Linked DNA regions of Homo sapiens: region 2 is linked to region 1. A link is a loop called in an ENCODE intact Hi-C map of the cell type or tissue named here. Cell type or tissue: CD4-positive, alpha-beta T cell. All regions are shown on one strand. Each heading gives the region's core, and the rest is flanking DNA. Links, peaks and the distances in the headings are about the cores only. Region 1 overlaps INPP4A (inositol polyphosphate-4-phosphatase type I A). Region 2 overlaps MGAT4A (alpha-1,3-mannosyl-glycoprotein 4-beta-N-acetylglucosaminyltransferase A).

Region 1 (8,000 bases), core at 1-8,000:
GGCCACTTCCAGCGCCTCCGCAGACATGCTGCCCGTCATCACAGGAAATCGGTAGAGTGTTGGTTTAAAATTCTCTGAGCCAGAGAGCGGTTTTCATTTTTGTTTATCTCAGGGAAGGTACTCTTCTGAATTTTTTATCCTATTTCATTTTGTTAAATGCTCTGATTACAGCCCCCTAGGTTAGTGCCACTCCCTTAAAGGTCTGTGGTTGGCAGTTTGGCCATCACTAAGCCAGAGGGCCAGCCTGGGCACTGCAGCCTGCTCGGTGGCCCTCTGGCCTCACACTGCTCTCCCTCTCTCCACCTTTCTCCAGCGACGGGTTTAACGTGCGGGTCCCTCTGCCGGGCCCGCTGTTTGACGCCTTGCCCCGGGAGATCCAGAGTGGCATGCTGCTGCGAGTGCAGCCCGTCCTCTTCAACGTGGGCATCAATGAGCAGCAGACACTGGCCGAGAGGTGCGTGCCGGCTCCTCGGGGCTGCGGGGGTGTGGTGGCCCTGGAGATGATGCAGAAAACGTACTTACCCCTCTTCAGGCTCTAAGTGCTGGACAGACTTTGTCATCCTTCCTTCCTTTGGCCAACATTTTCATCATGGCCGTGCACCTCACTGTCTTTGGTGCTAGGGACACAGAGTGACCCAGAGGTGGTCTCTGTCCTCAGGGACTCAGCTGGTGGGAGAGAGAGAGACATGGATGCAATGATGAAGACAGATACAGGGCATTGTGGGATCCGGAGTAGGGCACCCAGCAAGGTCTAGGGGGTCTGTAAAGGCTTCTTGGAGTTGCAGGGGATGGGGCTTTGAATTGTGAATAGGAGTTGGATGATGAGGTGGAGGGGAGACATGTCAGATTAAGAAGACTGAAGAAAGGCCTGGCGAGGAGAAACAGCATGGAGTTCAGGGGCACCAGGTTCCAGGCAGGGATTGGCAGGTAAGGGTAGACAGGCTCTGTGTGCCAGGCTGAGACTCATGCCTGAACCTAAAGGCAACTGCCCTCCAGGGTCACTTGCCACACTGCAGAGGGGAGTTGTGTGTGCCTGTGTGTGCACGTGTGCCTGTGTGCGCACATGTGTGTGAGGAGATAGGGTAGATTGGGTATATGTACCCTTTACTGGCCTTCCACTAGTACATGAGAATGATTCCTGTGTTGTCATTTATCTTCATGTGATATGTGTAGAATAGTCTAAACAGAGATCTTCAAGTACTTGCTGTGAAGGAAATTTGGTTTCCAGAACAATATGCCGTGTTCCTGCTGGGCCTTCTGATGTCCAACCCCAGTGGTTGATGTCCATTGACGCCTAGGTGTAGGGTCACACCAACTTAGGAAATATGGTATCATTGCTGGGAGACACTGAAGAACTCTCAGTGGGGCAGGACACAATCAGATTTACATTTAAAGTAGGTCGTTTCGCTGGCACGTGCCGGGAGGAGATGAAGGGGACAAGTGTGAGGAGGAGGCTGCTGGGAGGAGTCCAGGCCAGAGGTGGGAACCTGGATCAGGGCCAGGGGAGTGTTGGTGTTCTGCAGAGGGGTAGGCTGGGGAACTGTTAAAGTGGTCAGTGGAAGGGTTTGGTCTTCAGTGGGGTTGGGGCTGGGGCTGAGTGGGAGGAGAGTACACCAGACAGACCCACCCACTGAGCTCATAAACTGGCAGGAGAGTCGTGTCCAGAGGCAGGTGGTGAGCTGGGTTTGGACTGAGGGCACCAGCCCAGGAAGCAAAGCCCCAAAGGTGTGAGCAGAGCTGGAGGCGCCTATGTCAGGGAGAGGCGCAGCCTCACTGGAGCCCCAGCAGGGAGGTGGCCCAGGGGAGGGAAAATGATGGTGCCTGCATCCAGTAGCTGCGGATCCCACAGACTTGCAGGAGCAGTTTCTAGAGAGGGCTGAGCCAGAGCCAGGTGCATTGAATAGAGGGGAGGGTGGAGGATGCAACACTGAGGACAGAGAGGACTTGCAAAGGGCAGGTTCTTGACTTTGTTTCTTTATTGGCCCTGAGGTCACTGGTGAGCTGGGCTTGTTTATAAGCTGAGGGAAGAGCCCTCAGAGGGGAGGCCACAGGCCCAGAGTCAGGGATGGCCCCCAAGGGAGCAGGCGTCTAGAGAAAAGGCCATTGTGGACACCAGGGGTGGATGGGCTGGGACCCGTAGGAGGGAATCCTGCCCTCTGAGGGATGCTCTCGGGCCACAGAGAAGCTGATGCTCGGAAGGCCCCTCAGCAGGGATGTGTGAGACTGCACTGGGGCCCAGGACCTGGACTTCAGAGCCTGCATTTCCTAATGATCACCTTGTGCCTTCCTTGCAGGTGGCATTTTATGGCTTTGTTTCTTAGGCATTTGGCACATGCTCCTTGTAGCACACTGAGTGTGATCAGGGTGAACCTGCACGATGACGAAAGGGCAAGGGCTTCATGTCAGTCCCGGAGGGGCTGGCAGTCAGGTGTGTTCATTCTGCACACAGAGAGTGACTTCAGATTGGAGTACAGGGCTGCATCCTCACCTCTCAGCCATACCTCACTGCCGTCCCCCCTCCTAAGTGCCTCAGATGGGAGGAGACCAGGGACTCTGAGCCAAATGGCTGTGAGGGGGGATCCTGTGCTGCACAGGATCTGTACCACATCATGTTCTGGTCATCTCTCAGGCACGCCTGTAACAGTGATACATGATTCCTGCCAATGGAATGCATTTAAACTGATCAGCAACACTGTAGAAATGCCTTTATGCTCGGAAGAGGGAGAGTGGCTTAGAATTTAGATATGCATAGTAAATGTTTGAGAGAATCAGCATAGTTAGCTTCCATGCAGTTGTGTTCATGTTAGAAGAAAGTGACATTAGCCAACTAATGGCATCCCCTATAACCTCCCAAGGTTTGGCGATACGTCTTTACAAGAAGTCATCAACGTGGAGAGTTTGGTGCGGTTAAATTCCTACTTTGAGCAGTTTAAGGAAGTTTTGCCTGAGGATTGTAAGTATTTCTTCAGTCATGGTAGGTTTCACTTACTCGTCTTTTTATCAGTTTAGATGTCTGAGCTCTGGCTTGCCCTGCCTCTGTGAGTGCATGCCTGTGCATGTGTGTGCACTGTTCCCTTTCTCCCTAAACACACACACGCAGAGAGAGAGAGAGAAGCTTCCCTTGGCTGTGGCCCTCATTCATCTCTTTGCTGTCGATTCTCTACTAGCCTATGTGACATGGCTCCTTCCCATGCTGTCGTAGTCACTGACACAAGATGTGTTTGGTGGCATGCATTGTGCACCTCCTGGTAGGACTTGGGGGAATCACAGAGGCAGGACCCACCCTCGGCCAGGTGAGCGGCCCACTCACTTCCCTTTGTGGTGCTTAGAGAGGAAGATGCGGGGCCAACATTGCTGGGTGTTTGGGAGCAAGGTGGCCCCATCTCGGCATCTCCTGGAGGCAGTGGAGATGGTGACAGTAATCTCTCTGCGTGTCCTGCAGTGAAGATGCTGCAGCTAGGGCTCTGCAGCCACAGAACTAAGGGAGGAACCGAGAGCTGCACAGCACTGTCTACGAGAATTCCCTCTTGAGTTCAACCCAGTGAATATTCCCTGAGGACCTGCTGTGTGTAAAGTGCTAGAGGATCCGATGGCGAATGAGGGGTGGACCCTACCTTGGAGGGAAAGCTGGTCCCAGAGTGCCGGCCTCTCTGTGCAGGCGCTGCCACAGCCACTAGGGGGCGCCACGCGTCAGAAGGTATCATCCCCTCTGTGTTACACTAGTGTCCTCTGATGGGGGTTTCCAAAGAGGGAACCCACATCGGCTGGGCTTTGCATTGGGCAGGCTTCATCTGCATCCTGTTGGACGGTACGGTAGACCTTAGAGTTTAGAGATAGTCAAACAGTACTGCTGGTGAACCTTCACAGGTCACGGATGTGCCAGACACTGGGCTGGGCTCTACATACGTTTCCACGCTGAATCCACAACAGCCCTATGGGTCGGTGATAGGATCCATGTCCAGATGAAGAAAGGGGTGCCTGGCTCTGAAGCCCATGTGCTTGGATTGTGGCTGAAGCCGTCCTGCTAGGAGAGAGTGATGCAGAACACTCCGGGGCTGGGCCAAGAAGTCGTGGCTTCAGCAGGGAAGCAGTGGGAAAAAAGACGCCTCTTCACAGGTTCATCTAGCAAGAGTGTGCGGTTGGATTGGAAGAGGGGAGGCAAGCCGCTGATGGCCAGAGTGAGGCTGTGACACTTCAGATGAGATGTTGTTTCACTCTGACTCCAGCCTGGTAGTGACAGTGAGCGTGGAGAGAGGGATGAGGCGTTAGGGGGGTTTGGGCTGAGGATGCACTCCTCAGCGGCCACGTGCAGCTGGCGCTGGGGAGGTGAGGGCTGTGTCTGCTGGGAGAGCTGACAGACCTGGCTCTGGGCAAGGACGCTGGAGTTGCCGGCAACAGCTGGGGCCGTCCCGCTGATGAGAGAGGCGCAGGGCTACAGGGGACCGACAGCGAGTGCAGCACTGGCCCCAGCTGAGCTGATGACATGGGCAAATGACTTGTGGGGAGTGCAGATGTGGAGCCACAGAGCAGAGCCCTTTGGTGGTTGAGGCCACTGAGTGACAAGACGAGAAGGGGCTGGAACAGCATCTGGAGGGGCCCCTGCTCTGGGGGACAGCGAGGAAGAAGGGACTCAACAGAAGGCGAGAGAGAGCATCACAGGCTAGCAGGAAGAAGGCAGGAGCCAGGAGGGTGTGGGGCGCTGCCGGACACTGGATGTGTGGACAAGGAGCTGCTGGTGATCTCTCCCATACAGTCTCACTGTGGTGAGGGCTGGGCCAGGGATCAAGGGGTGATGAAATGGTGCTGCCCTGGAATGGACCACTTTGTCCCAAAGACTGTCAGCAACTTGAGGGATGGGGCTGTGGGCAGGTGGGACACACCCTGGAGCTGCAGGGGCCATGGGAGTGCTCAAAGGTCCGAGGGAAGGAGAACACACAGGGCTGGAAGATGCAAGAGGACACCAGAGTCACAGACCAGGCCCTGGAGTGGGCAGGCGGAGGGTGCCCTTGCAGGGAGGGAAGGAGGGAGGAGAGAAGGTAGGGACATGAATGGAGGAAATATGCTCAGGTTGGGCAGCCTCAGTCTCCCCAGTAAAACAGGTGTTCTTGTCCTGCTCAACATGAGAGAGGTGAGCACAGAACCGGGGCCTTGAGGGGAGTGGAGGTGACTGGCAGAGATGCAGTTGGAGCCAGAGAGCCTGGAAAAATACAGATGCCTGGGCCCCACCCCAGAGTGTGGTGGGCAGGACCTGGGCATTAGGGTTTCAGAAACTCCCCAGGTGGTCCCTGTGTGCCACAGCCAGGGTGGTAAACATAGCATGAAGTCAAGGTCCTGCGAGGACTTGGCAGCTGAAGGCCATCAGTGCCATGGACGTCAGAACTGTTAAGAAGGTGTCCTCATGCTCTTTAGCAGGGACCGGAGTTCAAACAGCAGATTTGTCACATGCTCGCCACAAGCTGGGCCCCCTACTATCCACTTTATGTGGATTCTCTAATCTGATCCCCACAGCAGCCCTGGGAAATGGGCACCGGTTTCACACCCACTTGGCAGGTGAGGAAACTGAGGCATGGAGGGCAAGTCTCCCCAGGAGCTGGGCCAAGCCCAGGCAGCATCTTCTGACTGCTGTAGGGGAGAGGATGGGCCCACCGGCAGGGCCAGCCAAGGAGCCACGAAGGTGAGCAGGGAGGGAGTAGGGGGCGCGTGCTGAGGCCTGGAGGAGTGGGAGTGGTGAGCGGCTGCAGTAAGTAGGAAGGGGGAATTTGTGCCTAGCACCTTAGAGGGCAGGCAGTCTCCAGGGCTCGGGGAGCTGTTACAATGGGCAGTGAAGGCCCAGGATGGGCGAGGCCTCCGGAAGCAGAGCAGCCAGGCTGGACCACGCAGGCAGGAACTAGTCGACTGGACCATGACCCAGGAAGCTGGGGCAGATGTGAGCCAGGTACCCCTCCCCTCAGCAGGATGGCTGGTCTCTGAGGCTGAGGAGATGGAGCCCACCAGCTGAATACCCCCAAACTTTGTGTGGTTCCTCAGTGGACAGGTATTCATTAAAGCAGGGGCTGCAGGGGCAACCAGCGAGAAGCCAAAGTGCATCTTGGGAGGTGAGATGGTGCTGTCTATGCCAGAGGGCAAATATCCTGACCTGGCTAAGCTCCCCTCCTCTGGGCTCCCACAGCTTCCGTCTCAGCTGATGCCACCTTTCCATCTTTCTGTCTCTGCCCTGTCCCCTGACCGGCGTGGTGTGGAGCACTCAGCAGCAACGTGAAGTAATTAGCACAGGACCTGTGTACGCCAGGGCGAGGCTGTGTGGTGGAAACCAGGTGTGCAGTTAGATCCCAAGTGCTGCCATGTACTTGGTTTGGCTTCGGGGATTCCGGCGCTGTGGCTGTTTTCCTTAGCCATGACCTTGAGGCTCTTCTCTTTGTCTCTGATAATCCCAGTGTTTGAAAATCCCAGAGTACCTTTCCAGGAGTGGTTGATTTTTCCTCAGTTTTGTCTGGGGTTTCTTGGTAAGGTGACCTGATGGATCTTCAGGCCCAAGGGGTCCTGGAAGGGCCTAGAGACTGCCAGAGTGGAGGAGGAGCTGTTAGGATGTGGGAGCAGGGGCTTCTCTGGGTCCCGCAGAGATGTGTTCTCCTGGCATGGGCCAAGGGCCCCCTGGAGGAGGCTGCACTTTCCTGATCCCTCCCAAGGTTTCCAGGCCTGCTCAATGGCTCAGACCCACTGCCCCAGTTTCTTCTACCCTCGGGAAGTTTTGACGACCAGCTGGATCCCTCTCACTCCCTCCTAACTCCCTCATCTGGGAGGGGTGCGGGAGGCATGGGTATTTACAAGGAGTCCTGTAGGTGATTCGGTGGCCATTCCCAGCCCCTCAGAAGAACTGAAGGGAGATGAAGGAAATGTCCTTTGAAGGTGGCAGTAAAAGAAATTAAGTGCTCACCACACCAGCAGCCATGTCCTATCCCCAAACACCTCCATCCCTTCTTCAACCGGGAACTCATTGTTTTACCACTGTGTGCCCCAGCAGCTCACTTGGGTGGGCTCCCTCTGCCGGGGGAGTTCCTGGGTGCGTCACCCACTCCCACGAACTCCTTTTCTCTTCCAGGCCTGCCTCGGTCTCGCAGTCAGACGTGCCTGCCAGAGCTGCTGCGGTTTCTGGGTCAGAACGTGCATGCCCGGAAGAATAAGAACGTCGACATTCTCTGGCAAGCTGCTGAGGTACTGGTTACAGAGAGGAAAAGGAGGCTATTGCGGTGCCCACAGCTGAACGTCATGACAGAAACATTACAAAGTAGAATCTCAGCAGGAGAGCAGAGCTCTCCATACTGGGAGAGGAGGGAGTCACTGAGTACGTTCTGAAGCTCTGAAAGAGACTGAACAGTTCACAGAGTCCATTCCTTTGGGGCTGCCTGAATTCTGATAAGCTTAACACAGTCCATCTCTTGGGGCATTTACTAGCCAGGCTGATGACAGTTGTCACCCTCAGAAGCCTGGCGATCGATACCAGCTGAAAACCACTGTCTACTGCATCATTTAATAGGGTCAGAAGGAGGCCATGTGACCTTTCAGGTCTCTTTAAACCATCTTTATCGTCCATTGTGCCTCTGATCTCCTCATTTTCCCAAGCACTTACCCTGCTCATATTTTCTCCAAAGTTTACTTGTGGAATTCCAAGCCACTGCTCTGAGCCTGGGTAACAGACCAATTTCATAGCTGGTCATTCATTCACCCTTGATGAGGGGCGAGGTTAATTCTTCTCCACAGCAGCATAACCTGCCCAGCGCTGGGACTCGGGCACACATGGCCCCAGTGGCATTCCCGCTCCCTGCCTGGGCCTGAGGAGAGGGATGGTGAGCCCAGGAGGGAGGTGGCACTGCACTGCCCACCACACCTCAGCCACCACGCCTCGTCACAGAGCTCGAGCAGCAGAGGGTCCAGCCCTCCACAGCTTCCCTGAGCAGCTCACTCTGAAGTGTGCCTCTCCGTCTTGTCAGGAAGGTGCTTCT
Region 2 (15,548 bases), core at 3,639-11,638, 66 kb after region 1:
ATAATCTGCTTTGTTTTTTGAATACTGATATTGCTCCCAATGTCCTTAAGTCTTCAAACAATTGTTATTGCTGAAAGCCTCCTATCCTTAAATAAGTTTACTTTCTCTGCACACATTACTTTGGCTGCTGCTATTAACCATGATTTAATTAACTCGTGATTGGTAAGTGGTTTTTCTTGCTTAGCTAAAAAATAAGCCACTTGAAATACCACTTTGGGAACAGCCTCATTTTTATTTTTAGTGAAGAAATTCTGCTGTGATGAGATATTCCATTCTAAAGTTTCTAACTTTTCTGACCACTGCTTTCCTGTGAGTTGGGAGTATCATTGTATTTAGCCTAATAACGTACAGCTCTCACATAACTGCACAATAACTACAATGACTTGCCAACAATTTTGTAACATAACCCACATTCTACAGTGTTAAAAGCCACAATGCTCAAAATCTACTTTTCTTGTTTTGATGATGGATAAGTACTTGTAATTTTTTTTTAAGTCAGAGTGCCATGATATGTGTGGCTCTCAAAATACTGTCCAATTATAAATGCATCATTGTGATCTGCAGTACTCTAAGCAGCAGTGCAAAGCCGGGAGAGCATGACCTCGATCTCTCCTGCACCTACTCACTCATCTTTGCTGTTGGAGAGAAGCACACACGCACACACTACATTAGAAAATGAGCATGGCTGTCTTCCAAAAAAACTTTATTTATGGACACAGAAATCTGAATTTTATATAATTTTCACATAGCACAATGTATTCTTTTTACTTTTTTAGCCATTTAAAAACAAAAAAAGAAAAAGATGACTTTTTAAAAAATGTTCTTAGATCACAGACTATTCAAAAACAGGTGGAGGGCCAGATGTGCCCCATGGACCGTAGTTTGCTGACCACATGCTGTTACATTATGCAATCCATTGTCCAGTCTCACAGCATAGTTAATAGATTAATAATAAAATAAGGTACATTCAGATTGAAAACCACAGCAGAGCAGGCTTGTACTAATTTATATTGTAAATGTTGAACCTATGAGCCTCCAAAGTAATGCTTTTATTCAAAAATTATTAATAAACTTATTTCATAGAAGTTTGTCCATACTTGGTGCTGGACTTGGGTAGCAGGTAGGTGCTACCAAAAATTATTATTGAATATTGAATTAGGCATGGGATTCAGATCTTAAAAATATTGCAAAACTTGGAACATTTTAACCAATGTGACATTGAATACTGTCACCTGATGAGCTCATTTCATTAGAAAAATAATTACCAAATGATAAGTAGTTCATCAAAACACTCTTGCCCAGCAATTTATCCTCTCCCATGTATAAGAACAGTACATACACTACCGCAAAAGATTGCAAACAACCTAAGTATCCATCACTAGGAGCCTGGCCAAATAAATTACAATATGCTGATACAAGGGAATTTTAGGCAGCCAATTTCTTCAGTCGAAGAAAAAATAAAAAAGAATAAGCCAGCCACAGTCGCTCACACCTGTAATTCTGGCACTTTGGGAGGCTGAGGCAGGCAGATCACCTGAGGTCAGGAGTTCGAGACCAGCCTAGCCAACATGGTGAAACCCCGTCTCTACTAAAAATACAAAAATTAAGCCAGGCATGGTGGCCTGCGCCTGTAATCCCAGCTAATTGGGAGGCTGAGGCAGAGAGAAATGCTTGAACCCAGGAGGCGGAGGATGCAGTGAGTCAAGATTGTGCCACTGCACTCTACCCTGGGCGACAGAGCAAGACTCCATCTATAAATAAATAAATCAATCAAATAATGAAGAAAAAGTTGAAGATAATGCAGTTGAAGATTTGCTTCTCTTCCTAAGTCTATATTGTAGAGAAACTCTCATACATGTGCACAAGTGTTCAAAGCAGCCATGTTTATTACAGCAAAAACATGTACACAAACTTTATGACCAGAGAACAGATCGTGCTGTCCACAGAATCCATCCATAGAGGAGTGAAAAAGAATGAGTCGTAAACACACACACTCACGTGGATGAATCTCACAATTGTGAGGGGGAAGAAACCAAACTGTAGACCACAGAAAGATATTTATATCAAACGTGAAAACAGGCAAAATCCCACTGTGCATTGCTTAGGAATATATTCCATACATAGTAAAAATGGAAATGGTAACCATAAAATTCAGGTGTTGAAGGAGAAGAGAAGCTATTAGGGTATAGCTTTGGGGAGAAGGGGAAGAGAAGAGAAGCTATTAGGGACGGACAGCTGAATTGGCACATCTTAAGCTGGAGGGTGGATACAGGTACTCAGCATATTATTATTATTAAAATATTTTTAAATGTTCATGTTCCATACGTACATAGGCATTTTGTTCCATGAAAAAAAGAGATGTAAAACTGGATTATAGGGCGTATCATTTGTGTGTGACGATGTGTTGTTCTTAGAGAACATACCCAGATATTGTTATTTATGCATACAATACTCCCGAAGGGACACAAATCATTACGGGAACTGCCTCTCAGAAGCAGTGGGTAGGAGAAGAAAAGGGAAGAAGACTTAAGACTACCCTTTTAAATTTGTATTTGGTACTGTGTGTGTGTAATGACTTTTCAAACTACAAACTTAACCTTTGTCCTTAACCCAATGGTCTGGAAGGTAAGTATTAAGACAGGAAAGAAGAGAAAAAGTGAAGGAAATTACCAGAGTGACTGGAACCCCACACTCCTGGCATTGACAGGGACGGCCAAGGGCTACAGCCGTGGCTCCCCTCCGCCCGCCATGCCTGACCAGTGGCCCTTTCCTTCTCCCACTGGGTCTCTGCAGAAGGTTCTTCTGCCGTCTCGCAGCTTTAACCCACTGAAATAGAACTAGTATTTCTTCCACAAGACCATTCTTAGCTATCACGCTCTACTCTTCTAACCCCCACGCCATCAACCCTCGGGTCTCCACTGATGGCCAGCTGATGGTCTACTGTTCTTGCCAATGCCTTCACGCGTAAGTTGCTACCCAGTCTGATCCCATTTAAATTCAGGCCCCTCTCCAGGGCCAGTCTTGGCGACATGCAAGGGGAGCAGGGAAGTGCTGGGTAGAGAAGGTCATGAGCCCTGGCTAGAGCTCCAACCTCGGGCCTGTGCCCACCGACCTAGGTGAGGACAGGCATTTCCGTCTTCCCACCCAAATGTTGCATTTCCCAAGACCACCCTGGCCTGCCACGTCCCCATACTGTGCCTATAAAAGCCCTGAGACCCTAGCAGGCAGGCACACAAGTGGCTGGACGTGGAGGGGAAGGAAGCACACGGGCGGGCGGAAGAGCACACCCGCGGATGCTGGCAGGCCATCGATGGGCGGAATGACGCAGAATTTGGCCAGGGCAGTCGGAGGAGAGCCTAGGCAGCCCGACTCCAGGGGAAAACCATCTCCCTTCTGGCTCCCCCATGTGCTGAGAGCTACTTCCACTCAATAAAACCTGGCACTCATTCTCCAAGCCCACGTGTGATCCAATTCATCCGGTACACCAAGGCAAGAGACCCCGGGATACAGAAAGCTTCTGTCCTTGTGATAAGGCAGGGGGTCTAATGGCTGGTGCGGTGGGTCACGCCTGTAATCCCAGCACTTTGGGAGGCCGAGGCCAGTGGATCACGAGGTCAACACCAGCCTGGCCAACATGGCGAAACCCCGCCTCTACCAAAAATAGAAAAATGAGCCAGGCCTGGTGGTGGGCGCCTGTAATCCCAGGTACTCGGGAGGCTGAGGCAGGAGAATCACTTGAACCCGGGAGGCGGCGCTTGCAGTGAGCCGGGATTGCACTACTGCACTTCAGCCTGGGCGGCAAAGCGAGACTCTGTCTCCAATAAATAAATAAATAAATAAATAAATAAAAAGGCAGGGGGTCTAATTGAGCTAACAAACACAAGCCACCTATGGACAGCTAAACTAAAAGAGCACCCTGTAACACGCGCCCACTGGGACCTCAGGAGCTGTAAACATTCACCCCTAGACACTGCCATGGGGTCAGAGCCCCACAGCCTGCCCTTCTGCATGCTCCCCTAGGGGTTTGAGCAGTAGGGCACCAAAGAAGCAAGCCACACCCCCATCACACGCCCTGAAAGGTGGGTAAGGGAACTTTTCCCGTCTCAACAGCAGCTTGTTTGCACGCCAAGAGGGCTCTTACTAGCATCTCTTTCCCTAGTTCTCCCTGTTAAACTTTCCACTGGGATCCAAATTTGCTTGTCTGTAGCTAACATCTCTAATTGCTTAACACTAAAATTTCCATTGTATTCCACAGCACCCTTAGGCTGAACTTCCCCACATTCTGGTTCAAGTAAGTCATCTCCTCTTTAGGGAGAACTACAGAGCTCTCTGTTCTTCTGGCCTGCCTCTCCATTGGGCACAATCTCTGCACCACTGCTCTGGGTCCTTGGCAAGGACAGCAGCCCCTTCTCTTGGAGTGACACCTTGCTTTAGGATCAGAGCACTGGTCATGGCAGTAGCCCTTGGTTTTTGTCTTGTTTTGTTTTGTTTGAGACAGAGTGGCCCAGGCTGGAATGCAATGGTGCAATCTTGGCTCACTGCAACCTCCACCTCCTGCGTTGGGTTCAAGCAATTCTCCAGCCTCAGCCTACTAAGTAGCTGGAACTACAGGCATGCACCACCACACCTGGCTAATTTTTGTATTTTTACTAGAGATAGGGTTTCACCATGTTGGCCAGGCTAGTCTTGAACTCTTGAGCTGGTGATCTGCCTACCTTGGCCTCCCAAAGTGCTGAGATTACAGGCATGAGCCACTGCGCCCAGCCAAGCCTTGGTTTTCTTGGCTGGCTTCTGCTACTGACTGGACTGGGGCAGTGAGCTAGGACATCGGTGATCAGGGCCAAGTATTCTCACCCTGCTGTGCCTAGGGCAGAGTTCTGCCCAGATTCATCAGCTGCTCTTGTCTGGAACAGAGCTTCTGCAACAGAGTTGGGGGTAAGGACAGATGCTGGCAGCCTGACCCTCCTGGGCAGATGCCACAGCCCTAGACTAGAAGCTGGCAGGAGAGTCCAGTGTTCCTGGCTGTACCTGCACAGGGCAGAGCTTCTGTCTCCCCGAGCTGGGGGTACTGTGAGTGATAAGGCTGGTCCTGGCTCCCTCCCCGAGATCTGGGAGATTCTCATGAATAAATGTTGCTCCATTTGCTGCTAGCCCTTAGGACAATCTTCACAGATTTAAAATAGTTTTTTAAAAATAATTTTCACCAGTTATAATTGTTTTGCTAACGAGAGGGTCAAGGAAGCTCCTCATACACAATTCCATTAAAGAAGACTTCTTAAGGAAGCAGAATGTTCTACATTCAGTTGAAAAAAGATCAGTTGCTCTTTAGTTCTGTTCTGTTTGATTACACAAGGTCCTAGGCTGATGATGCAGAAGTTCACTTCTCATTCTAAGAACATATGAGTTGATATTTTAGATGGTCATTTTCTTCAATTACTATAGAGATATTTAATATAGATGTCTCTATTTCCTATGCTACTTTCATAATCTAGAACATACCATTTTCAGAAATTTAATAAGTGACAGGTAATGGGGTAATAAATGTCTCAGATACTCAGCTGATTTTGTGTATATTTCTAGAGATGGGCTAAGATACAGCCCAAATATAAAAATCATTCATCCACCAAAACTATAAAGAAAGTAGCCAGGGTTATTGTGCAAGCCTCTTAGCAATGGCTGAATGATACTTACCAAAGGTAAAACTGTTCTAGAAAGGGCTTAAAAATGTATTTATCCTATAGACCTACAATATCAATTTACCAATATTTGCTCTTGTCTAATACTAAGAGAAGCATTCATTTGTTTTAAACAAAAGAAAATGTACAGTTAGTTATTGAGTCAGTGTCTACCAAGTGACAGGCCCTGTGTTAACTACAGGACATACAGGAGAGACACGGCCCCTCCCTCTCCAGGGGAGCACACAGAACGGAGCTATGGAACAACACAACCACACAGCAAAGGCACATACGGGGGGATCTGAAGAGCAGGGAAGCGAGGCCATTAAATGGGCAGATTAAGGGTGCAAAAGCATTTATTAGAAGGAAAAATAATTGACCAATCATTTCAGGCAGAGAAAATGGCTAGAGATGTGGCTGCCCGGAGAGTGTGGGGCCTTCATCAGAGGAACAACAGTCTCAGGGCTGGAGAGAAAGAATGAGAGAAAGTCACAGATGTGAAGGTGGGTGGGAGCTAAGGGATCAGATAACAAAAAGGCCTCAGGGTTCTAGTTACATTTCAGAAAAGTAACTGCAGTGGCTCTAGAAAGCCACAGGAAAGCCACAGCGAGATGCAGTCCCTCCCCTGGCTCTGAATTGGAGGCACAGAGCAGCCTGCCCCTCACAGACAGGGTGACTCAAGACTTTCAGATGAAAAACCGACAGATTTGTGCTAATGGACAGCAAGAAGAGGGCAGTCTTCAGGGTGCCTCCCAGGTTAGGCTTAGGCAACTAGATGGATAGGGACAGCAAAAACTGGCGATCAATAAAGAAATGTGTGTGTTACAGACGCTTGTGGTAGACGGCTATGTGGCTGCCAGGTATAAGGCTATGTCAGTGGACATCTCAACACAGATGTGACGCTGGGGAGGAGGGAAGGGGCCCGAAGCACAGATTCTGGCCTGTCAATGTGAGCTGAGGCTGGAGAGGAGCTAAACCCATCCAGTAGGAGGCAGTGCAGGCAGACTCTCTATCAGGGAGCATCAACAAGAGCATGACACACAGCACGGAAGGAGCGAGAAAGACAGCCCAATCTGTGATATGAAATCCTACTTGGGTCAAATAATAAAAGCAAGTACTACAACACAGCACACATAAAACCTGGAGGACACTGGTAATTGTAATCCTCAAGTTGCTTAACATCTGAAAAGAACTGAAAAGTACTTTAGGAGTAAGTCCAGAAAAATAAAGGCCATTTTACTAAAGTAGATATTACCTATTCTGAAATAGCCATCTTCTAATCGTTTGTCTTTGGTTTCTTTGCTTATTTCCAAACCTTCACTCTAAAATAAAACAAAAGCATTAATTTCAAAAATAATTCTTTCTATTTAACCTAAGTTATTAATATATCTTAATATAGATGAAGTGGCATTTGTAACACAGCTATCCCTAAAAAGAGAAATATCATCTCAGTCTTGAACTTTAAAAAACTTATTAGATTAATAATAAAAGATGTTTTCTTAAGCCATCGTTTGAATCTGTATATAATATATTGGTGGTTGGAAATGAAACATTAAATCAATTAAACAGAACAGTATTTTCTATTAAAACTATAGAAGAACTGTGTAGTTAACTTGAAAGAAATCTAAGGATTCCTTAGAGACCAATAAATTAAATTGTGTATTAATTAACAGGCATTAAAAACACATAGAATTTGGACTCAAAATACAAACAGCAAGTAAACACTAAAGAAAACAATGATTCAGGCCAGGCACAGTGGCTCATGCCTGTAATCTCAGCACTTTGGGAGGCCGAGGCGGGTGGATCACGAGGTCAGGAGATCAAGACCATCCTGGCCAGTGCTGAAACCCAGTCTCTACTAAAATACAAAAATTAGCTGGGCATAGTGCCACGCACCTATACTCCCAGCTACTCGGGAGGCTGAGGCAGGAGAATCACTTGAACCTGGGAGGCAGAGGTTGCAGTGAGCCAAGATCGCACCACTGCACTCCAGCCAGTGACAGAGCGAGACTCTGTCTCAAAAAAATAAAATAAAATAAAATAAAATAAAATAAAATAAAATACGATTCATTTCTTTTTCTAGTAGAAACGTTCATATTATTTGCAACCTCCACCTCCCAGGTTCAAGTGATTCTCGTGCCTCAGCCTCCCGAGTAGCTGGGATTACAGGCGCATGCCACGATTCCTGGCTAATTTTTGTATTTTTAGTAGAGATGGGGTTTTGTCATGTTGGCCAGACTGGTTTTGAACTCCTGACCTCAAATGATCCACCCATCTCAGCCTCCCAAAGTGCTGGGATTACAGACGTGAGCCACCGGGTGTGGCCTGTTACTTTCCAAGATAAAACAAAATGAAGGCTCTTTCTATGAATGGGTCAAATGCACTCGTCAAATATAAAAGTGCTTCATATTTCAAAAAAAATTAATATTATTCACCATTGAGTCCTGCAAATCATGAGAATTTTCTTTCCCCTTAAAAACAAGAAAAGCTTCAAGCTAAGTCTACTAGTATTAGTTGTTAGGGAAAGGTAAGAGGAAATAGCAGTCATACCTTAAAAGGCAAAACTTCCACAGTTGTGTTTAGCAGAATATCTCCAGGATGTTCTTGGTTGCCGCTATGGAACAAATAACTGAAAATACAAACATCAAAATAAAAACACAAGTCGGGCTAGATTTTACAAAGATTCAAGAAAATGACCTTACCTCAGAGTCAGCTTTTCTACACAAGACTCTAAGCAAGCAAAGTTGACAACGCTAGAGCTTCTAATAACTGCACAGTATGTGTTCTGAATGGTTGTAGGGAACTTAGAAACTTAAGAGCATGACTCCTAGGTGATAAGTTCATTCCTTCTGTCAGAAACAATTATGTTTGCTGCTTAACATAATAATGTACCTAGATATTTTCAAAAAGGATGAGTTTTATGTCACTGTCTATAATGCTTTAAATATTTAACCCTCTTCCCAGAAAATTATAACACCTATATAATACTGCTGTATCTTATATCAGAAAAAAACTTCACTAGGACAACCAGTAGTCATGGCATGTCCAAAGACCAGTTCTAGGCTGGGCGTGGTGGCTCACACCTGTACTCCCAGCACTTTGGGAGGCCGAGGTAGGAGGATCACTTGAGGTCAGGGGTTCAAGACCAGCCTGGGCAACACAGTGAGACCTCGTCGCTACAAAAAAATTAAAAAATTAGCCAGGCATGGTGGTATGTACCTGTAGTCCCAGCTACTCAGGAAGCTAAGGTGAGAGGATTGCTTGAGTTTAGCCTGGAAGGTCTCATCTACAGTGAGCCGTGACTGTGCCACTGCACTCCAGCCTGGGTAACACAGCAAGAACTCATCTCTAAATAATAATAATAATAATAGTAATAAATAATAATAATAAAAGAAACAAAGACTAGTTCTATCCAATACAAATAACTTTAATATTAGTAGACTAAAAGTAAATTAACCTCTTAAAATATCTGAATATCAATATTAAAAAAGCATTTGAAGAATGACTAATTATCGATATATGGTGACAGATCTAAAATACTTTCTGGGTGTGAGTATAATACTCTGTTTTTGATACTCTGAAAACAAACTAGTAAGTATGCGTATGCGTTCTCAGGGTGTGGGGAAGGGAGGAAACTAGGTCAGACATGCAAAGTATGTCTGAATCTAAACCTAACTCTAGTTCAGTTGCATGGTTAAAAGTTTAGGCTTAGGAGTCAGAAAGACCTGGGTCCAAATCCTGGGTCTCTCAGTTACTAGAATTGTCACCTTTCACGAGTTTCCTCAGCTTTCTGAGCCTGAGTTTCTTCTATAATGCAGACAGTCCCATCTACCTCAGAGGACTGCTCCAATCAGTTCAGGAGAACTGACAAAAAGTCCCCCGCACATTCAAAATGCTCAGCCAGTCACAGTATGGTTACGATACAGTTACAGCGGTGGGCCAGTAGATATGGCTGTAAAAGGTTACGTGGGAATTCTTGGGGTGATAGAAACGGTCCTTATCTTGATATACTGTGTCAAAACCACAGTCTGCAAGATGCTCCCCTTGGGCAAGTGGGGTGATGGGTACACAGGATGTCTCAGTTTTACTTCCTACAGCTGCGTGTGAATCTATACTTTCTCAAAAGTCAAAGACTAAGAAAAAGAAATTGATTGTTGAGGGAAAAAGCACACAAAATAAATGTATCAAGTCAAGTGAAACTGTCCCTGTTATCTCACCTCTATTAACAGTTTAATAGATTTTTTGCAGATTTGTTCTATGTACATAATATATGTAAAACATTGTTTTTATTTTTCAAAAAATCCTTCTATAATCTATAATTCTATACTCTCTATATAGAATGCTATATATTCTAGAATCCTATACACATATAATGCCATAATCTATAAAATGATCTATAAGGATATTCTATAAAGTTATAAAATTTGCTTTTCACCCCACTTAGTATATATCTAAGAAAGTTTTCATGTCAATACATACTAATCTACGTCAATATTTTTGATGACTGCTTACAGCATTCCACTGCGTGGCAATATCATTTTATTTAACCAAACACATACTAATGGACATCTATGCTGTTTCTAATTCTATGCTGGCTCTCTGAGTGGTAAACAATATCTCAAAGTGCAGAGTATTACTAATAGTATAAAAATGAACTTTAACAGCAAAACAAATAAATGCTCATGCAAGTGCAAAATATTATTCAAAACTATTTCTGTATGTTCTTCCAGTGGTATTCCCAATGCTTAAAACACTTTTAAAACTTGAATTCCTCTTTGGAATCAGTTTAGAGTAACAAAAGAAAATTAGTAACATTGTATCACAGCTCTAAATTGTTTCTGACCACCTCAAATAGAATTACTGAAAATGATTTCTGGTGGATTCTAAAAATCAAATTGGCCCTCCCATTGGGACACATAAAAGGAAACACCACAGAGTGGGGAACTATGTTCCTTTAAGTATGCCACTGCCAATCTGGGGAACACACCCAAACCTGAAGAAGGACTGAAGGAATCACGACTATTAAATTAAAAACAGGCCAGGCACAATGGCTCACGCCTATAATCCCAGTACTTTGGGAGGCAGACATGGGTGGATCACCTGAGGTCAGGAGTTTGAGACCAGCCTGGCCAACATGGTGAAACCCTGTCTCTACTAAAAATACAAAAAAATTAGCCAGGTGTGGTGTCAGGTACCTGTAATCCCAGCTACTTCGGAGGCTGAGGCAGGAGAATCTTTTGAACCAAGGAGGTGGAGGTTGCAATGAGCTACATTGCACCATTGCACTCCAGTCTGGGCGACAGAGCGAGACTGTCTCAAAAAAAAAAAAGGAAGAAAGTCCTAAATTTTGTAAAATGAACATAAATGCTCAAAAACATAAAATGGCTGTAAATTTCTCCCTGGTGTACCGAAAATAACCTAGCATTTGTAAAACTATTGACTAAGAATAGTCATACTCTGTCAAATTTATCATTTCAACCAAATTGCTGGGCTAATCAACTAGCTCCAGATCAATTTTCAAGGGACATACCAGGATAAAGACATAAACACTAATTTGAGATTTTCGAGAGTTCCGCAAAAAAGTATTAAAAAATTATACTAGATATACTAAGTCCAGAAATACCAATGAAGTTCACCAAACGTGTTAAATGTTGACATTACATCTGAAAACAACATACTCGTTTTATTATGGAGTTGTTTTACATGTAATTTAAAGCCCAACATTTTGGGCCCCACTGTGTCCCCACATCTGTCAGGCACACACACAAAAATCTATTATAAATCACATTACGAATAAGAGATCCAAATTGTAAGATCACATACATTTCAATAATCACCAACCTTTCTACATTGACTGGTTTATCAAATTTAAACAAGATGTAGTCTCCAGCTATCGGTGTGATAGCCCAGAAGAAATCCTCTCCCATGTAAGTTTTCTCCAGCGTATGCCCTTGGTAGACCTTCAAGGAAGTAGATACCTCCGCAGGTGGGTTTACATGGATTTTAAGAAGTAATGGTTTCATATAATCTTTATCCTGGGAGCAAAGACATATATGCTATTAAATAATACACAGCTTATTTAAGAAGAAAAACAATAATTATAACTTAAATAACAAGTTGTATGTTCATGAGAAAATAAAATTAAGTCACCAACCGTGAGTTTTTGGATTTTTCCTGATAGTGATGAGTGCAGACCAACATGTTGGAAAAGGGAAGGTCTGAAGCGAATTCGCAGATTTGCTTTCTGTCTATCACAATGTTTCTAAATATTAAAAAAAATCACGTTAGTGTTGCATCATAAAGTGAAATCTTGCCCTCACCTGGAAAATGAGAAGTCCTTTATTAAAATATTGAAAAGAAGGGCTGGGCGCGGTGGGTCATGCCTATAATCCCAGCATGTTGAAAGGCCAAGGCAGGTGGATCACCTGAGGTCAGGAGTTTGAGACCAGTCTGGCCAACATGGTGAAACCCCATCTCTACTAAAAACACAAAAATCAGCCAGGTGTGCAAGCCTATAATCCCAGCTACTCGGAAGGCTGAAGCAGGAGAATCGCTTGAACCCAGGAGGCAGAGGTTGCAGTGAGCCGAGATCGCACCACTGCACTCCAGCCTGGGTGACAGAGTAAAACTCTGTCACAAAAACAAACAAACAAACAAAACAACAACAACAAAATTGAAAAGAAAACAACTTCAAGTCATAATTACAAATCATATTTTTTTCTAGTCTTTGAGGCACTAATAGATTTGCTACTTCCTTGATAAATAGTCATGATCCAGAAATTTAAAATAAGCATAGTTAAGGGAAGAGTGAAGGATTTAATTTCAACCATCCTTCAACACATGTCAACAAAGATTTGACTTTTAATATTAAAATGAATAAACTATAGACTAGGGGGTTAGTTCAAATATACAAAATATTTTTTATTTAATAATATAATGAATTTGCAAATTATAAATGGCGCATTTTGTTGCATGAAAGCAACTTGAAAATGTGAGGCAATCATTTGCCTAGAAGCAAGTAAATGATATTAAAAATTCCACAGACAATCTCTGTCAACACAGGAAGGGACACCTATGTTTCAACTCGTAGTGCCCCACGGTCCAGACGTTCCATCTCAACCTGTCCTCATGCATGGGCCTGGCGTGTGAAGGCTGTGCAACACCGAGGGCCACCTTGACAAATATTTATTTAGACTTTTCATTTTCAATAACTTACAAAAGTTTGGGGCCAAAAAAAATCAAAAAACACATCTTTGTAAGAAATTTACACTTGACTGGGCACGGTGGCTCACGCCTGCAATACCAGCACTTTGGGAGGCCAAGGTAGATGGATCACCTGAGGTCAGGAGTTTCAGACCAGCCTGGCCAACGTGGTGAAACCCTGTCTCTACTAAAAATACAAAAATTGGCCAGGCGCAGTGGCTCACGCCTGTAATCCCAGCACTTTGGGAGGCCGAGGTGGGCGGATCACGAGGTCAGGAAATCGAGACCATCCTGGCTAACACGGTGAAACCCCATCTCTACTAAAAATACAAAAAAAAAAAAAAAAAAAAAAATTAGCCGGGCGTGGTGGCGGGCGCCTGCCTGTAGTCCCAGCTATGCAGGAGGCTGAGGCAGGAGAATGGCGTGAACACGGGAGGCGGAGCTTGCAGTGAGCCGAGATCGCGCCACTGCACTCCAGCCTAGGCCACGGAGCGAGACTCCGTCTCACAAAAGAAAAAAAAGAAAAAAAAATACAAAAATTAGCAGCCGGCTTGGTGGCTCACGTCTGTAATCCTAGCACTTTGGGAGGCTGAGGTTGGGGGATCATGAGGTCACGAGATTGAGACCATTCTGGCCAACACGGTGAAACCTGGTCTCTACTAAAAATATAAAAATTTGCCAGGCGTGGTGGCCCGTGCCTGTAGTCCCAGCTACTCAGGAGGCTGAGAGGCAGGAGAATCGCTTGAACCTGGGGGGCAGAGGCTACAGTGGGCTGAGACTGCGCCATTGCACTCCAGTCTGGGTGACAAGAGCAAAACTCTGTCTCAAAAAAAAAAAAAAAAGAAATTTACACTGTAGAAGACTTCTAATAATATACTGGGTGCTAAAATGCCTACTTCTCAAGAGGTTTCACTTCACTGGCATTATTACTGACACTACAATAAAGGTGAAATAGTGTATTTTCTTTGCACAAATACTCAAGTGGAAGGAGAAAGAAAGGGAGGAAGAGTCAAAGGGAAGGGCAAAGGGCAAGAGAGAGAGAAGACTGGGGAGCGCAAGGTTGAGGAGAGAGCAAAACCACCGAGGCAGTGTCTGGAACTCAGCCTGTCACTCCAGTGGCAATGGAAGGACTCTGGCCGAAGGGCCCAAGCACGCTGATAACCCTTTGGGACAATGTATAAATGATTCGAAGGGTTTCCCAGGCCACTGTCAAGGATGTGGCGACAGCACCCTCGAGATTCTAGGGGAAGCAACTGAAGAATTAGAGGCCACACAAAAACATGGACTACAGAAGAGTGAAGGAATGGATGAAATCGTCCAAAAGTTCATGTACCCAAATTTATGGAGGATTTAGAGGGTTTTTGTGGTTTTAATTTCTACTATAGATGTTTTCACCTCACAGGCTCATTTTAGAACCTAACCACATATTAAATAAAATTGCACAGGACGAATGGAATGCAAGTGTATTGTAGGAGGTTAAAGATGACGTTAACTTTTTCTGTGTCCTACAATAAAAATTTCTATAAGTCACAGTGAAAATGTGCATAAGGACTGAGATCTCTAAAAAATGATTTGTTTAAAACAATTTATATGTTCAACTAATTGTCGGAAAACAGATACTCTGCCATTGCTAGATTCCATGATTTCCTCTAACTAAGAATGTGTTGGGGTTTTTTAAAATTTTTGTGGTTTTTTTTAAACAGAATGCAATGATAGCCTACAGACACCAGAAGGTAGTATCCTAAAACCTAGCAGGTATGAGGATCCAACTATTCTAGGGAGTAGAAGGTCATGAAGTCAAACTAATGCTTATTTGTTACAATGAATGGTAAGTCAACTCTATAATGACATGTTCTTACAGTAATACTTATCATTACACATCAAAATGGACATTTTAAAGAATTTGTACTTTTACATATTGTTTATGCTTACATCAAATAAATTAAAAGCTATAGTTTTTTTTCAGAGACACAATTCAAATTGGACAAGGAAAACATACCTAATTACTCTTTTTAAAAAAAAATCATTGTTTTTTTGTAGAGATGGGTCTTGATATGTTGCCCAGGCTTGTCCTGAACTTCTGGGCTCAAGTGATCCTCCAGTCTTGGGCTCCCAAGGTGCTGGGATTACAGGCGTGAACCACTGTACCTGGCCTAATTACTCTTAACAATAAGATCTCTATGGTAATAACATGCTATCTGAATGATCAAAGCAAAAATTATTATTCACTTACTTGACTGCAACTATTATCCCAAAGGTAATCATATTATTATGAACACTGGCTTTTTGTAACACGCTGAAAGGTACTTTAACGTCTCATTGTTTTGGTATAAAATATTACTTCTATTTTATTCCTCATTTACAGATGTGTTAGGGTCTAATATCGTCCCCAGTATACAAGGAAAAAGAGAGTGAACAGGAAATATGAAGAAAACAAACTGAAATGGTATCCCATGCCAAGAACAGATATGACCAACATCTACATCCAATGTTAGTAAACCACCAGGGCTTACAAACACTAGAAACATTTATCAGCAATTTAAAGAATGTACGTCATCTTGTAACAGCTTCCTGCTTTACAGGATCTTCCACTGCTATCTAAAAGTTCTTCTAATATAGAAACTTTTTATCAGCTCAGGAAAGAAGTTTTATATCACCTACCTATTTAAC

What was found. Peaks named below come from ENCODE experiments on the same cell type or tissue, not always from the same donor. Only the 100,000 strongest peaks of a DNase experiment are listed, where the experiment ranks them.
Region 2: a loop joins it to region 1, with 2.5 times the contacts of the local background. A loop is called at or near these places in 4 of 110 quality-filtered maps.

Annotation. Positions count from the first base shown.
Region 1 is chr2:98,565,716-98,573,715 of GRCh38, forward strand. It overlaps INPP4A (inositol polyphosphate-4-phosphatase type I A), which reads left to right. Exons shown (of 25, transcript NM_001134225.2): 20 at 1-51; 21 at 314-454; 22 at 2,856-2,953; 23 at 7,100-7,212. Among named protein-coding and RNA genes, the nearest start is that of COA5, 39 kb to the right of the region's middle. In CD4-positive, alpha-beta T cell, for the core only: CTCF peaks have their summits at 3,670 (motif pointing right) and 3,877; a DNase peak (open chromatin) is centred at 3,686.
Region 2 is chr2:98,628,292-98,643,839 of GRCh38, forward strand. MGAT4A (alpha-1,3-mannosyl-glycoprotein 4-beta-N-acetylglucosaminyltransferase A) reads right to left here. Exons shown (of 16, transcript NM_012214.3): 11 at 11,830-11,937; 12 at 11,517-11,710; 13 at 8,226-8,304; 14 at 6,931-6,997. Among named protein-coding and RNA genes, the nearest start is that of UNC50, 27 kb to the left of the region's middle. In CD4-positive, alpha-beta T cell, for the core only: no CTCF peak of the experiment used is centred there; DNase peaks (open chromatin) are centred at 6,320, 6,670 and 9,650; H3K27ac peaks cover 3,431 bases.